Linked DNA regions of Homo sapiens: region 2 is linked to region 1. A link is an interaction called in ENCODE POLR2A ChIA-PET data of the cell type or tissue named here. Cell type or tissue: endothelial cell of umbilical vein. All regions are shown on one strand. Each heading gives the region's core, and the rest is flanking DNA. Links, peaks and the distances in the headings are about the cores only. Region 1 overlaps MCF2L2 (MCF.2 cell line derived transforming sequence-like 2). Region 2 overlaps KLHL24 (kelch like family member 24).

What was found. Peaks named below come from ENCODE experiments on the same cell type or tissue, not always from the same donor. Only the 100,000 strongest peaks of a DNase experiment are listed, where the experiment ranks them.
Region 2: POLR2A ChIA-PET joins it to region 1 with 6 read pairs; 3 of 35 experiments call an interaction of 5 or more read pairs at or near these places.

The regions. Positions count from the first base shown.
Region 1 is chr3:183,279,942-183,282,857 of GRCh38, reverse strand. The region is part of intron 14 of MCF2L2 (MCF.2 cell line derived transforming sequence-like 2); the gene reads left to right. Among named protein-coding and RNA genes, the nearest start is that of B3GNT5, 28 kb to the right of the region's middle. In endothelial cell of umbilical vein, for the core only: no CTCF peak of the experiment used is centred there; no DNase peak of the experiment used is centred there.
Region 2 is chr3:183,663,584-183,666,499 of GRCh38, reverse strand. KLHL24 (kelch like family member 24) reads right to left here. Exons shown (of 8, transcript NM_017644.3): 4 at 2,858-2,916; 5 at 1,461-1,579. Among named protein-coding and RNA genes, the nearest start is that of KLHL24, 29 kb to the right of the region's middle. In endothelial cell of umbilical vein, for the core only: no CTCF peak of the experiment used is centred there; a DNase peak (open chromatin) is centred at 1,389.

The sequences.
Region 1 (2,916 bases), core at 308-2,807:
TAGTCAACCCACTGGCCTTGTAGCTGTGTGGCAATTATTTGTAAACTAGCTTTGGGACCAAATTTGCTTGGACAAAGACTGGCCTAATAAAGTACTTTTCTGATTTGTGATTTTATTTATGGGTTAAGATTTACAGACATAAAAATTGTTACAATGAAATTTATCCATGGAGCTTAAAATCAGATGAAACCAAACAGCCTGAGAAGATTCAAAGATGTACGGGCAGCTTCCTTTCAGTGTCCTTGGCACACTTACTGCCTTTACATTTTCTTGGTTCGGGAATGGGAAAGAGTTATCACATAACATGTTTCTCACTTCCTGATATTTTAAACAGAATTACATATTTGCAAATTTATTAAAACATTTGCAGTCAGCTTTATAAGAAGATGTTTTTCCTGTAAACAAACTATTGCCAATAGCGTTTAGAGTATTAGTCCAGACGATGAGGTCAGGAGATCGAGACCATCCTGGCTAACATGGTGAAACCCCGTCTCTACTAAAAATACAAAAAATTAGCTGGGCGTGGTGGCGGGTGCCTGTAGTCCCAGCTACTCGGGAGGCTGAGGCAGGAGAATGGCATGAACCAGGGAGGCAGAGCTTGCAGTGAGCTGAGATTGCACCACTGTACCACAGCCTGGGCGACAGCACAAGACTCTGTCTCAAATAAAATAAAATAAAATAAAATAAATAATAATAATAATAAAAGCCAATTTAACCAGTAAGTAAATTGAACTCATTACTAACAATAGTAGCTGGGAAATTTAAGATCTTAGGGATTAAAAAGACCCTGAGGCTGGGGGTGGTGGCTCATGCCTGTAATCCCAGCGCTTTGGGAGGCTGAAGCAGGATGATCGCTTGAGCTCAGGAGTTCGAGGCTGCAAGCTTCAGGAAGCTATGATCACACCACTGCCCTTCAGCCTGGGTGACAGAGCAAGACCTTGTCTCAAAAAAAAAAAAAAAAAAAGACCCTGTGAAAATTTTGAAATAGGCAAAATTGCATTTAGGATCCAGTCTCTTATCTTTCTCTATTCATTTCTCATTTCCACAAAGCCTCAGGAACACTGAGGCTTGTTCCTCAAGCCTGCCCTTCCCCTCCAACGGGGCTTCAGTCCATACGATGTCCTAAAACCTTCCTCTCCTCATCCTTTCCTCCAGGAATCGCCCTCCCAAGGCAGCTGATCTGGACTAAAGGTAGAGGCAGTCTGAGCTAGTTCACCACAATGCATGAATGATGGGCAGTCCGAAAGCCCTTTAACTCTCCTGGAAATAGTTGTGGTTTTAAAAAGGGGACAGACTGCCCAGTTTTCCAAAGGAATATTTAAGTGGCTTTTGCGGCCAATGAAAATGGAAAGTAGGAAAAGAAGTGCTAGGAAGAGCCAGGGAGATGGAGCAAATAGGGCAGACAAACCATCTGTGAATGTGCTGCTAGGGTAGATTCTCTTCCTGTTCTCCATATCAAAACCCAGTGAGTTTCCAAAAAAAAAAAAAAAAAAAAGGTGAGGTTCCCCCTCTTTTGCCCGTCAGTTCTGGAGAGGAAGACAGAGCCACTCATTCCTGTGGCTAGTATTTTTTACTCTGGGGCTGCGTCATGTAGAACACCCTGGACTGAGGCTGTGGGCAAATGCCTTTGCCTTTATTTCCTTCCCTTCTTCTCACCCTTCTCCCCTGCATCCCATTTGGTAGAGAACGTTTTGATAATTATTGATTCTTACTTGACATACCTTTTCACTTTATTTCTCATTTCCATAATTAATTTACATAATTAATTAATTAAATTTACAATGCCAGAAAATGCTGAACCTTTAACATTTTATTATCATTCTCTATGCTTTAAACAAAGAAGGTGGCACGGGCCCTTGAAATCTGCTTTTTTTTCTCTCCTCAGAATTGGGCCTAATAGCTCCTGTTTTTAAGAAAATTGATTATAATAGTGAATAATACTTTCACCTTAAATTACCAGATACCCTTGTTTTTGTTTGTTTGTTTGCTTGTTTGTTTTTTTTTTTTTTTTTGACAGAGACTCACTCTGTTGCCCAGGCTGGAGTGCAGTGGCGTGATCTCAGCTCATTGCAACCTCCGTCTCCCGGGTTCAAGCGATTCTCCTGCCTCAGCCTCCCGAGTAGCTGGGAGTACAGGCGCGCACCACTATACCCAGCTAATTTTGTGTTTTTAGTAGAGATGGGGTTTCTCTATGTTGGCCAGGCTGATCTCGAACTCCTGACCACAGGTGATCTGCCCCACCTTGGCCTCCCAAAGCGCTAGGATTACAGGAGGGAGCCACCACGCCTGGCCCAGATACCCTTGCTTTAAAAGAGTTGGAACTGAAATCACTTTCTACACATTCCTAAAATCACAAAGTAAAATCATTTAACTTTGGGGAAAAGTTAATTTAATTTTGTTCAAAGGTTGGTATCTCCCCTTTAGGGAAGAAAAAAAAAACAATTTCAATAATCGATTGAAAATCAGCTATTGGGACTTTTCAAAATCTAAGTTTAAAAAGGGTTTATATGTCCTTTGGAGAAACTGGAAAAATATAATTTTTTTACAAAATTCCTCTAGGCGTTTTTTTCAATTTTGAGAGCATGCATTTCTTCAAAATATAGGGGAGAAAGAACAATTAGATTATAAGTGTTTTGGAAAGATGTAAGAAGTTACCTTTCAAGGTGCTCCTGGAGAGCCTGCGTGTTGGTAAGCGTCACTTTGAAACTGGAGAGGCTGGAAGTGGGGAGGTGGAGGTTTGTGGGGTGGATATGGGGGTTGGGGCTATGTGAGGGGAGTTGGACCCAGAGCAGTTCCCTGTCTCATTGCCACCCCCTCCTTTTTTTTTTTTGGAGACGGAATCTTGCTCTGTCGCCCAGGCTGGAGGGCAGTGGCACAATCTTGGTTCACTCAACCTCCACCTCCGGGTTCAAGTGA
Region 2 (2,916 bases), core at 165-2,664, 380 kb before region 1:
ATTTGAGCCCAGGAGTTCAACACCAGCCTGGGCAATGTGGAGAAACCCAATCTCTACAAAAAATACAAAATTAGCTAGGCATTGTGGTGTACACCTGTGGCCTTGGCTACTTGGGAGGCTGACGTAGAAGGGATAGTTTGGGTCCAGGAGGTCAAGGCTGTAGTGAGCAGTGATGGCACCACTGTACTCCAGCCTGGGCAACAGAGTGAGAACCTGTCTAAAAACAAAAGAAAAAAAAAATATCCAAAATCAGAAACACTTCTGGTCCCAAGCATTTTGGAAACTCCACCTGTAGTTGCTTTTAAAAAGTTTGGAAACTGGCTAGGTGCGGTGGCTCATAACTATAATCCCAGCCCTCTGGGAGGCCGAGGTGGGAGGATCACGAGCTCAGGAGTTGGAGACCAGCCTGGCCAACATGGCGAAACCCTGCCTCTACTAAAAATATAAAAATTAGCCAGGTGTGGTGGCGAACACCTGTAATCCCAGCTACTCAGGTGTCTGAGGCAGGAGAATCACTTGCACTGGGGAGGCAGAAGTTGCAGTGAGCTAGATAATGCCACTGTACTCCAGCTTGGGCAATAGAGTAAGAGACCTTGTCTCAAAAAAAAAAAAAAGTTTGATTCTCAGGTTCCTACAGACAGTAGATGGTTTAGAACCCAAATAATGTATTGTTTATAATAATCATTAGCTGCAGTCAAAAATAGGTTTTCTTTAAAAATGTGAGTTTTTTTATTTTTATTTTTATTTTTTTGAGATGGAGTCTCGCTCTGTTGCCAGGCTGGAGTGCAGTGGTGCGATCTTGGCTCACTGCAACCTCCGCCTCCCGGGTTCAAGCGATTCTCCTGCCTCACCCTCCTGAGTGGCTGGGACTACAGGCACCCGCCACCAACCCCAGCTTATTTTTTGTATTTTTAGTAGAGATGGGGTTTCACCACATTGGCCAGGATGGTCTCGATCTCCTGACCTCATGATCTGCCCGCCTCAGCCTCCCAAAGTGCTGGGATTACAGGCGTGAGCCAACGTGCCTGGCCTGTTAGTGAGTTTATCTTAATATTTATTTAAAATAAAAAAGATAAAATACATGACTTTGGACAAATATATCTCTGCCTGACTTGCAAAGTTAGTAAAAAGAAAACAAACTGCGTGGGTTAGACATTGGCCTGTCTGTATTTGATGTAACTCCTTTATTTTCCAATGCTTCTTAGGCATTTGGACTTCAGTGATGCATGAGAAGAGAAATGTGCTACACTGCCATGAATTCCAAATTAGGAGAACAAAATATCCATTCAAAAGTACAGTGTCATATTGTTTATATCTTTGGTTTATCTATTGAGGTTAGAAATGGAAGGAAATACAATTTGAATCCAAAATACCCAGAGGGTGAGTAAAATGAAAGATTCAGCTGTGGTATTTACTTTGGAAAGGTACCAGCAATAGTAATAAAAAGTGGTTTCTCTTACTTTACCAAGGAGGACAGCCATTTTGTGACGCCATCTGCCTTTATTGAGAGAGGCAACTCTGATCCAAATATTTAACTGTGAGTTATAAATCCAGACATCACGGCTGTTGATTCTTCCACCTTGAAATGCAAAACAATGCACACACGATAATTTATCATGATATAGCTGTCACCAAGAGATCTGTGCCACCAAGGCATAGGTAAAGAAAACATGGAATTCATTCATCTAATTCAAGAATTTGAGAATTCAGCTCAATAAATAAAGACCTCTTGAAATTTAATGGAAATAGTTCTACAGAGAAAATTTAAACTTTACCAATTGTTATCTTGATAAGTGATAATTATAGATCCAAAATAATTAAATATAGGATGTGAATTTTACAAACATAAAAGATTGTTAATTTAAGAGTAAGACATCAGAAGCACGCAAATAATGGTATTATTCTAAAGGTTTTTTTTTTAATTGACCGATTTTTCAAAAAGCATACTATTGTAAAAAATAAAGTATGTATTGTTATATTTCTCAGTGTGGATAATATATATAATAATCTGCAAAGCTGGTGAAATTATTTTACCAATTAACAGACTTCCCATCATAGATACTATAGTTATACTTTGTACAAGTCTGTCATTTTATTTTCTAATTTTAAAGGTAACATATCACAATCATAAAGAAGTTCAAGTTAAGAATTTTAAAGCAAATCTTATTTCATAAACTTTGCGGAGAATTTCAGAAAACATGGGTGAATTAGAAATGCTTAATTCTATGAGTACTTCTGACTTGCAAAGAGGTAAAGTTTAAAAAATTACAGCATATTCTACATGCATTTGAGAGCATTTAAAATATGACATGATTAAAGGTATCTTCTGGTGGATCTTTTGTAAATCATTCCATGTCATCTTGTACCTGTGTTTTTTTTGTTGTTGCTTTTTGTTTGTTTTTTGTTTTTGAGGCGGAGTCTTGCTTTGTCACCAGGCTGGAGTGCAGTGGCGCGATCTCGGCTTACTGCAATCTCCGCCTCCCGAGTTCAAGTGATTCTCCTGCCTCAGCCTCCTGAGTAGCTGGGACTACAGTTGCCCACTACCACACCTGGCTAATTTTTGTATTTTTTAGTAGAGATGGGGTTTCACCATGTTGGCCAGGATGGTCTCGATCTCCTGACCCGGTGATCTGCTTGCCTCGGCCTCCCAAAGTGCTGGGATTACAGGCGTGAGCCACCGCGCCTGGCCTTGTACCTGTTTTTAAGAGCAAAAAGTCATTCTTGGTTTTATTTGTTGTAAACTGATCTTCCTCAAGTGGGAGTATTCACATTTCACTATTTTAAGACACTGTTGATGTTTAAAATAATGAAGCTGTGTCCAAATTAAAAGTAGCTACTGTAATAATTCTATATTTACCTGAAACAAGAATGTCATTCCTTAGAGCACAGACTGCATACTCTGATTTGGTAAATTCT